Linked DNA regions of Homo sapiens: region 2 is linked to region 1. A link is an interaction called in ENCODE POLR2A ChIA-PET data of the cell type or tissue named here. Cell type or tissue: GM12878. All regions are shown on one strand.

Region 1 (5,000 bases):
GAAGTGTCATCGATCTCCTAAACCATAATCATGGTTAAAGGAGAATCTGACAGGTAATGCTTGAGTTGAACCCACAGTACCAAATCCCTCTTGAGTCTTTTCTAATGTGAGGCAGAAATAATATAAGCATTATTGTTAATATTATTTTACACAGTAGTTCCAGATTTTCTCTTTATCAAATATTTTGTCAAGCACTTAAAAAGCAGGAACAAAGACTAGTTCTAATTTTTACTTGTGTTTATAAAAAAAAGTAATATTCTAGGATTCTGTGGTGGAAAAATGGCCAGAAGACAAGAGGAAGGAAAATAAACCGATGACCTGGCTAAAACATACACTGACTAATCAGTGGCTCAGTCTTTAAAGGTTTTGTTGTTTTTAAAGGATTTTTTTGGTTGTTTGTGTTGTTTGAAATAAGATTGACTTGCTTCTGGCATTATAAAAGATAAGGTCTTTTATAATCACCAAGCTCTCAATGTAGTACTTGGGTACCTGGGTGTCACTGCTGATTATTTTTTAATTTTTAAATTTATTTTTTTGAGACAGAGTCTCACTTTGTTGCCCAGGCTGGAGTGAAGGGGCGTGATCTTGGCTTACTGCCGCCTCCGCCTCCCAGGTTCAAGTGATTCTCATGCCTCAGCCTCCCAAGTAACTGGGATTAACAGGTGTGTGCCACCACGCCTGGCTAATTTTTGTATTTTTAGTAGAGAGGGAGTTTCACCATATTGGCTAGGCTGGTCCTGAACTCCTGGACTCAAGTGATCTACCTGCCTTGGCCTCCCAAAGTGCTGGGATTACAGGTGTGATCCACCGCGCCTGGCTCTCTGCTGGTTATTCAGGGCCCAAGGGCTCTTCAGTTATCAGGTGATGTATGCTGCTAGGACTGGGACCTTCCCTTCAGGGCAGCAGATTCCCTTCTGGCCCAGGATGTGTCTAGAATTGTCATCCTGGAGCTAGGGCCTGGAATGGAGGCTTCATGACTGATGAACTTTAATTTGTTTTCTTTATTTTTATTTTTTTTGAGATGGAGTCTCACTCTGTTGCCCAGGCTGGAGTGCAATGGCACCATCTTGGCTCACTACAACCTTTGCCTCCTGGGTTCAAGCGATTCTCCTGCCTCAGCCTCCCAAGTAGCTGGGATTACAGGCAAGTGCCACCACACCTGGCCAATTTTTGTATTTTTAGTAGAGACGGGGTTTCACCATGTTGGCCAGCCAGGCTGGTCTCAAACTCCTGACCTCAGGTGATCTGCCCGCCTCTGCCTCCCAAAGTGCTGGGATTACAGGTGTGAGCCACTGCGCTTGGCCTTAATTTATTTGCATATAAAGATTTCAGTATTGGGAGATTTGGTGAAATTTGTCATTCTAATCCTTATGGCAATTGATTACTTGAAAAGCTGACAGCTATATTACCTTGTTATTGATCTTAAATATAAAAAGGCAGAAGTTGTCTAAATTGAGAGATTTTGAATGTCTTAGAAAGTATCTGTTAAGGTGGTAGTTTACAAGCAGTTACATTGTAACCTAATTGTTGAAAAATGTTATCTGTGAAATACTTGCATTTCCACTATGAAAAGCATGAAACCAGGCCCTTGGAGGGGGAGGAGATGCAAATTTTATAAAGGTTTTTAAAAAGCATTTAAATATCAATGGCTTGGTTATGTAATGGGTTGGGGTGAAAAGAAAGACATTTGTGACCTTAATTTTTATCAGGCCCAGTTTTATTATTGGCCACCCTTGGCATAGTTGGCCTTGAGCTTTCAGTTATGTATTGTATTTCTAGAGATAAGATAAATGTAGTACTTAAAATAATATTTAAGTATTGATGTAGGTGTGTGAAATAATTGTTTCATAAGTAATTGTATGTGTCTTTTTCACTTTTGGGGTCTGAATAAACTTATGGGTTGGGTAATAGGATACGGGCAATTCTTGAATTTACATGAAGTGCTTTCCCCCAGACCGTGAATGTTCTTTTGGATATCAGAAACTATTTAAATAGTTGAAGCCAGTGAAAACTGATGCATAGATCTTCCTTTAGAAATGTTGAATATAACAGGGCAGTGAAAGGAGGGTCTAAGCAGTCTGTCTCTAATTTTATCCTAATGCTTGTCTTATGATCAGCTTGGAAGCTGACATGCAAGATGTTTAACTTCTATTTTTCCATCTGTAAAATGGGAATAAGCTCAAATGGGAGTAAATATCAATATTTATCAATAATAGATATTGATAAAGTCTAAAGGTATTCTGAAGGAGGTAACATGTTTGTAACAATGGTTCTTAAAAGAGAAACTAAAGCTCTGGGGTCCTAGTTTTTTTTTTTTTTTTTTTTTTTTGAGACAGAGTCTCACTATGTTGCCCAGGCTGGAGTACAGTGGCACGATCTCAGGTCACTGCAAACTCCGCCCTCCGGGTTCACGCCATTCTCCTGCCTCAGCCTCCCGAGTAGCCGGGACTACAGGCACCTGCCACCATGTGCGGCTAATTGTTTGTATTTTTAGTACAGACAGGGTTTCACCGTGTTGGCCAGGATGGTCTCGATCTCCTGACCTCGTGATTTCCACCCGCTTCGGCCTCCAAAGTGCTAGGATTACAGGTGTGAGCCACCGCGCCCGGCTGTTAATTTTTAAGAGTGAAAAGAGGTGCTGCGACTAAATGGTTTGAGAACTGCTTGTATAGAGGAATGAACACTGAACTGTGAGCCAAGCCTTGGTTTTTCAGTTATAGCTCTGTTGCTTGATTGTATGACTGTGGACAAATCATTTATCTGTTCCAGGCTTCTGCTTTGTCATTTGCAGAACGAACAAGACTAGATGGTCTGTAGCATTAATTTTTTTTTGGGACAAGGTCTCACTGTCACCCAAGCTGTAGTGCAGTGACACTGAACATGGCTCACTGTAGCCTTGACCTCCTGGCTCAAGCAATCCTCCTGCTTCAGCCTCCCATGTAGCTGGGACCACAGGTGTGTCATCATGCCCCGCTAATTTTTTGATTTTTTTGTAGAAACAGTGGTCTCACTTTGTTGCCCAGTCTGGTCTTGAACTCCTGGACTTAAGCGATCCTCCTGCCTTGGCCTCCCAAAGTGCTGGGATTACAGGTGTAAACCACCATACCCTGCCTAAAGTTAGTTTTTAAAAAATTCTGCTTACAGGCCACGTGCAGTGGCTCACGCCTGTAATCCCAGCACTTTGGGAGGCCGAGGCAGGTGGATCATGAGGTCAGGAGTTCAAGACCAGCCTGGCCAAGATGGTGAAACCCCATCTCTACTAAAAATACAAAAAAAAATCATCTCGGTGTGGTGGTGGGCACCTGTAATCTCAGCTACTAGGGAGGCTGAGACAGAGAATTGCTTGAACCCAGGAGGCGGAGGTTGCAGTGAGCTGAGATTGCGCCACTGCAGCCTGGGCGACAGGGTGAGAGTCTGTCTCAAAAACAAAAACAAAAACAAATAAGCAAAAAATTCTGCTTATATGAGTGTTTATCATTTTCTCTTATCTGCCTTTTGTGGGTTAGGGAGAAGGGTAGTGGTGAGATAAAGTTTCTTTATTCAGTGTATTTATATCTTTTTGCCTTAAAACTTACATGGTTAGGTTACAGGTGTTTTGTTGCTGATACTTGTCATAGTATCATGTATACCTGGTTGTATAAACATTTATTGGAAAGGAAAAAACATTTTTGTTGGAAAGTTTGGTAATTATTGTGGCTTAGGATATGTTCTATTTTGAAAGATTGCTATATCCAGTATATTTCTGCCCTTTTATGATTGAAGATGTACGTCTGAAAATACCTATGTTAGTTCTAGCCGGTTGTTCTTTTTGCGCTGGGAAGTCTTTGAATTTTGCACTGTAGCTGCTATTTTCAGATCCTGTCTCTGAAACTTTGTCTCTCAGTTTTAGCTTGAAGTAGCCATTTCCTGTATCTGTAGTCCAGCACTCTTGTTAACTGTCCCATACAATATTTGTTAAGAAATTATTGTTCTGGCAGTAGTATTCACATGTATATATCCTGCACTCCATATTTTGGGGGAATGCTTTATTAGTTGATCAAATACTTAAGTATCAATTTGGGGCCAGGCATGGCACTGTGTTAGGGTTATGCCAAAGGTAATAAAATTCCTGCCATCTTAAGGCATTCTTAGTCAAGTGAGGGAGATTGGTAAGTAAATGAGCAATTAGAAAGCAGTGCTAAAATATGGAAATATATTGATTGCGCTAGGGATCAGAAATGAAAGAAAGCCTAATTTGGGGGATGTCTAGGAAAGTTTTGCAAAGGAGATGTTAACTGTATTGAGTCTTGAATGAGTTAGCAGTTAAGGGTTGACTGTGAGAGGGCAGTCCAGACAGCTATTAGTATGGTTAAAGATTAGTCTTATTTTCCATATATCAGAGGAAATAAGACATGTACACGATTAGTTTTGGTGCAAGATATAAAGTGATAAATGCTGCATGAAGTAAAAGTAAGTTGTTGTGTGAGTTCAAAGTAGAAAGACATTTCTGGTGGGGACCAAGGAAAGCTTTATAGAGAGATAGCATTTGAGCCGGGCGCCGTGGCTCACACCTGTAATCCTAGCACTTTGGGAGGCTGAGGCGGGTGGATCACGAGGTCAGGAGATCGAGACCATCCTGGCTAACATGGTGAAAACCCGTCTCTACTAAAAATACAAAAAAAAAAAAAAAAAAAAAAAAATCCGGGCATGGTGGCGGGCGCCTGTAGTGCCAGCTGCTCGGGAAGTTGAGGCAGGAGAACTTCGTGAACCTGGGAGGCGGAGCTTGCAGTGGGCCGAGATCGCGCCACTGCACTCTAGTCTGGGCAACAGAGCGAGACTCCGTTTCAAAAAAAAGAAAAAAGAGAGATAGCATTTGAATCTAGTCCTTGGAATATAGGTACAGTTTTGACAAAGGAGACTGTGGGAGAATTCCAGATGTGAGGAGTAGCAGCTTGAGCAAAGGAATGTTGTGTATATTAGCATTTTCTATTTGGAAGAAGGTCAACATCGAATTTTAAACT
Region 2 (5,000 bases), 280 kb before region 1:
CAACCTATAATCCCAACAAGGAGATGAAAGGCCCATGACAAAAACTTCCCATAATCCCAAGTAACTTGCCCCTAAGGAGAGAATGTGCTTGTGGTTCTCAATCCTGCCTGAACATCAGAGTTATCTAGGGATACTGGGCCCCATCCCAGAATTTCTATTTTAAAACAAACAACTTGGGTATGCAGCCCAGGTTGAGAACTAAAGCTCTTAACCCAGTAGTTCTCAAACAATAGCATGAATCAGAATCATGCTGGAAGGCTTGTTGAACTGTGAATTGCTGGGCTCCACCGTAGAAGCTGTAGATTCACTTGTCTGGAGAGCAGCCCAAGAACTTGAATTTTCATCAATTTCCCAGGTGATGTTGATGTTACTGGTTCCAGAGACCACACTCTGTAAACAACTGGCATAACCTATCAGAGTTTGGCCTTGATATCTTTTTTCTTTTCTTTTCTTTTCTTTTCTTTTCTTTCTTTTCTTTTCTGTTTTAGACAGAGTCTCACTCTGTCGCCCAGGTTGGAGTGCCACGGCATGATCTTGGTTCACTGAAACCTCCATTTCCCAGGTTCAAGCAAGTCTCATGCCTCAGCTAGTAGCTGGGATTACAGGCATGCGCCACCATGCCCAGCTAATTTTTGTATTAGGTTATTGCAAAAGTAATTGTGGCTTTTGCCATTAAAAGTAATATTTTTAGTAGAGACGAGTTTTCACTATGTTGGCCAGGCTGGTCTCGAACTCCTGGCCTCAAGTGATCTGCCTGCCTTGGCCTCCCAGAGTGCTAGGATTGCAGGCATGAGCCACCGTGCCTGGCCCGGCCTTGATTTCTAACAATTCCCATGGCTTCCTCCTCAGTTTGCCCCTGCACCAAATCATTGCTGAGGATATTAGAACTAACCCCAACCCTCAGTTATCAAGTCAGTCTCTACCTTGTGTATCACTACAGAAAATAATCAGCTCACAACCCTCCCAAGGTCACCACAGCTTAAGCAGAGGGAAACACAAACACACACATCCCTCAAGCTAAATTTTCCCCTCAACACTGAAACCTTCACAACTGGCTTCTGAAGAGAAGGGCTGACCCATCAGGGAATAGCAGTCTTTGACCTCACTCTTTCACTGGAGCCTACATAATACAGAGTGCACAGATTTGTCAGCAGTCAAATCAAACACTTTTCCAGCAGGAGATAAACTTAACTCTGAGATCAGAAACCTCATCTTGTCACACTTACGAGGTTTATCATACCTCATGAGAACTTCTGAGTTTCTTTCCAAGGCTGATGACCCCATTGCTTTTGCCAGCATCCTTCAAAGGCATTGTGAACTTGTAGACAGGGGCAGAGAATAAGGGTCTGTGGAAAGCTCAAAATGTGTAATGGAGTCATAGTGAGAGTTTAAAAAAAAAACATGACTCATATGGAACTCATGACTCACTCTCATGAGGAGTGTGACATTCCTTCAAATAACGCCTTATACCATCTGTGAAAAGGGACTTTAAGAGTCTCAGTCAAAAGCTCATTATAGGCCAGGCACAGAGGCTCATGCCTGTAATCCCAGCACTTTAGGAGGCAGAGGTGGGTGGATCACCTGAGGTCAGGAGTTTGAGACCAGCCTGGCCAACATGGCAAAACCCCATTTCTACTAAAAATACAAAAAATTAGCTGGGCATGGTGGTGGGTGCCTGTAATCCCAGCTACTTGGGAGTCTGAGGCAAGAGAATCGCTTGAACCCGGGAGGCGGAGGTTGCAGTGAGCCGAAATTGCACCATTGCACTACAGCCTGGGCAACAGAGCAAGACTCTGTCTCAAAAAAAAAGCTTGCTATAAAGTGTAAATAGCTTATTTTTTAAAAAATATTCTAGGCTTTCTCTGTGGAAGTGGAAGGAATGGATACTTCCATTTCCACCCTTGGCAGTTTTTTGACAGTGCTACTATTTAGCATTAGCGTGGGAATGGAAGAAATGAGAAAGGAGGTGACCCAGGGTCCATACTCTAGTCTAAGGGATCTAATGGAACTTGATGCCCAGAAAAAGCACTTCAGAATTGCTTAGCATTGACAATTTTCAGTCTTGTCACACGATTTTCCATGACGTTTTACAGAAGAGAAAAGGAGGCCCAGAGAAGTAGTGAGACTGGAGGACAGGAGAGTTCCCTGACTCCCTCAAGGGACTTGCAAGGGTGTGGGTGGGGGGACTCATTTTGCTCAAATTGACCTCAAACCCCTTGAGGGAGGGGGAGCACGCAGGTGAGTGGGTGCAGGAGCCAGGTCAAGTGCCTTTAGATGCTGGCAGGAACAAATCCTGTACCAGCTTGCAACAGTGTCTAGCAGTTGCCCATGACCTCTGGAGCCCCAGAAGATGTGCGTTATAAATAATGCCCTTTTAGCAGTTGCCATCTGTGGACAAATGGCTTCCCTGAAGCCTGGCCTTCTTCCTGCTCCATCCCCCTTTCAGCTCCCCTTCTGCTGAGGGCCACTTCCACTGCTTAATAAAGTCTTCACATTCAACACTCTTCAAGTCCATGTGACCTGATTCTTCCTGGACACTTGACAAGAACCCAGTTACCAAGAGGGTATGTATGACTGAAATTCAAATCCAAGCCTCCTGACCTCAAATCCAGTGCTCTTACCACCTCAGCAGAGGTGGTGCAAAACAGAACTTGATGCCTGTTCCCCAAAGGCTACTGCATAGACTGTGGGTAATTTGAGCCCAGAGTTCTGTGTAGAATTCTACCTGCTCCTTTTAACTGCCTGCTCCTGGCATATCTGAGGTGTGGTGAAACCCAATCAAGAATGACTGCAGTGGTCAAAATGGAAATTAACCCTAAACTTGTATATGCTGTCTTAGAGAGTTTATTAGACTGAGCTTGGAATTACATTTTTAAAGCATTATAATAACTTGTATAGCAGATTTTGCACAGTAGTTACGGCAACACCCATCTTGGGATGTATGTGGGGACCTCAAACTCTTAAGAAATGCTTAAGCTGCTGGGTATGGGCAGAAAGGTATAAGTATCAGGGATCAGAGGCTTATTGGGCAATATTAAAATAAATGCTTGTCTGCCTCTATGTAATGCCAGTGTCTATGGTGGAATTTCTGAAGTGAGTTACTTTGAAGAAAAAATTATTTTTTCTTGATCCCTCAGTCTCTAGCAATGCTATCTATTTCTTGGTACCATTCTGAGAAACCAAGGACTTCTTCCCATAATGCCCTGTATATTGCTGGGATGCAATCAAGAGTCAAGGAAAACAACATACCTGTTAGAAGCTCTTGGTACATGTGATGGTTAATACTGAGTGTCAACTTGATTGGATTGAAGGAGGCAAAGTATTGATCCTGGGTGTGTCTGCGAGGGTGTTGCCAAAGGAAATTAACATTTGAATCAGTGGGCTGTGGAAGGCAGACCCACCCTTAATCTGGTGGACACAATCTAATCAGCTGCGAGTGAATATAAAGCAGGCAGAGAAATGTGAAAAGGCAAGACTGGTCTAGTGTCCCAGCCTACATCTTTCTCCTGTGTTGGATGCTTCCTGCCTTCAAACATTGGACTCCAAGTTCTTCAGTTTTGAGACTCAGACTGGCTCTCCTTTCTCCTCAAGCTTGCAGACAGCCTATTGTGGGACCTTGTGATCACGTAAGTTAATAAACTCAGATATATATATATATATCCTATTAGTTCTGTCCCTATAGGGAACCCTGACTAATACAGTACACTTGGTACACGTTCCTGTTGTTCCTCCTTCTGTAGTCAGATTTTTTCTAAAATAAGGACCTTCTCTTGGGAATCTTCAAAGCCTTATGATGGTTGCTCTCACATATCAATCAGCAATCAAGATGATTGATTCACATATCTCTTCAGACACCTCTTAGGACATGTGGCCAAAGGCAAGAAGCATTCTCTTCCTTTTCAGATTTCATCTTTTTCTCCAGGCTCTGGGGAGCTTCTTCGCAAGTGTCAAAATCCTGCTTGTCATGTGTTACAAAAGCAAACAGGTTTCTAATGAGATTTCACCTTCTGCCCATTACAGATTCCTCCAGATTTCTTGCTCCCTGGAAGCTCTTGGGGTTGCTCAGCTGGTTCAGGCCCTGTTTTGGGAGCAGTTCCAGCAAATGTGCCTAGAATTGCACAGTTGACTGGTAGAGAGAGGCCTGTCTTCCCCTCTTTCCTTCCTGAAACCAGTGTGCTACTTTTACCTCTAGGTTCCAGCTGTGTTCAAGTCTTGTGACCAGGCTGTCTCACCTTACTCCTTTCCCATCTGACCCTTTAATTCTACCACAAATTTGGCTGCCTATCTGAAGAGATTTTCCATTTTGTCCACATTTAGTTTGGTTTAGGGTACAGAATTTGTTTTTTCCCCTAAAATTATCCCCAAGAGAAGCTTGCGAGGAGACTGAATCCTTAAACTGCCATGCAATCAACAACTGATTTGAGACAACTACTATATAGAGGGAAGAAGAAACACACAAAAACCCAGTTACAGGGCCAGCCCTTGGCAGAACTGAGAAATTTCTAGCCAGGTCTTGGTAGTTTAACCTTCACATATCTCTATTGTATCAGGGACCAAAATTGCCTTCTACCAGGTATGTCACCCTCCAGAAACTTGGGGATGCACCTCCCTTTGATAGCCCAGTGCTCCTCACATTTTTTTTTTTTTTTTTTTTTTTTTAGACAGAGTCTCGATCTGTCTCCCAGGCTGGAGTGCAGCGGCACAATCTTGGCTCATTGCAACCTCCGCCTCCCGGGTTCAAGTGCTTATCCTGCCTCAGCCTCCTGAGTAGCTGGCATTAAAGGTGCCACCCACCACACCCAGCTATTTTTTTTTTTTTTTAAGTAGAGACAGGGTTTCACCATGTTGACCAGGCTGGTATTGAACTCCTGACCTCAGGTGATCTGCTCGTCTCGGCCTCCCAAAGTGCTGAGATTACAGGCGTGAGGGCACCCGGCCTGGGTTTTTTTGTTTGTTTGTTTGTTTTGTTTTGTTTTGTTTTGTTTTTGTTTTTGTTTTGA

What was found. ChIA-PET counts read pairs that join two places held together with the same protein. Peaks named below come from ENCODE experiments on the same cell type or tissue, not always from the same donor. Only the 100,000 strongest peaks of a DNase experiment are listed, where the experiment ranks them.
Region 2: POLR2A ChIA-PET joins it to region 1 with 6 read pairs; 3 of 35 experiments call an interaction of 5 or more read pairs at or near these places.

The regions. Positions count from the first base shown.
Region 1 is chrX:77,778,771-77,783,770 of GRCh38, reverse strand. All of the region lies in intron 1 of ATRX (ATRX chromatin remodeler), which reads left to right. Among named protein-coding and RNA genes, the nearest start is that of ATRX, 4.9 kb to the left of the region's middle. In GM12878, no CTCF peak of the experiment used is centred here; no DNase peak of the experiment used is centred here; H3K4me3 peaks cover 2,301 bases.
Region 2 is chrX:78,061,513-78,066,512 of GRCh38, reverse strand. No RefSeq gene overlaps it. Among named protein-coding and RNA genes, the nearest start is that of PGK1, 40 kb to the left of the region's middle. RefSeq lists an enhancer at 1,224-1,513. In GM12878, no CTCF peak of the experiment used is centred here; DNase peaks (open chromatin) are centred at 1,132, 1,142 and 2,114; H3K27ac peaks cover 3,154 bases.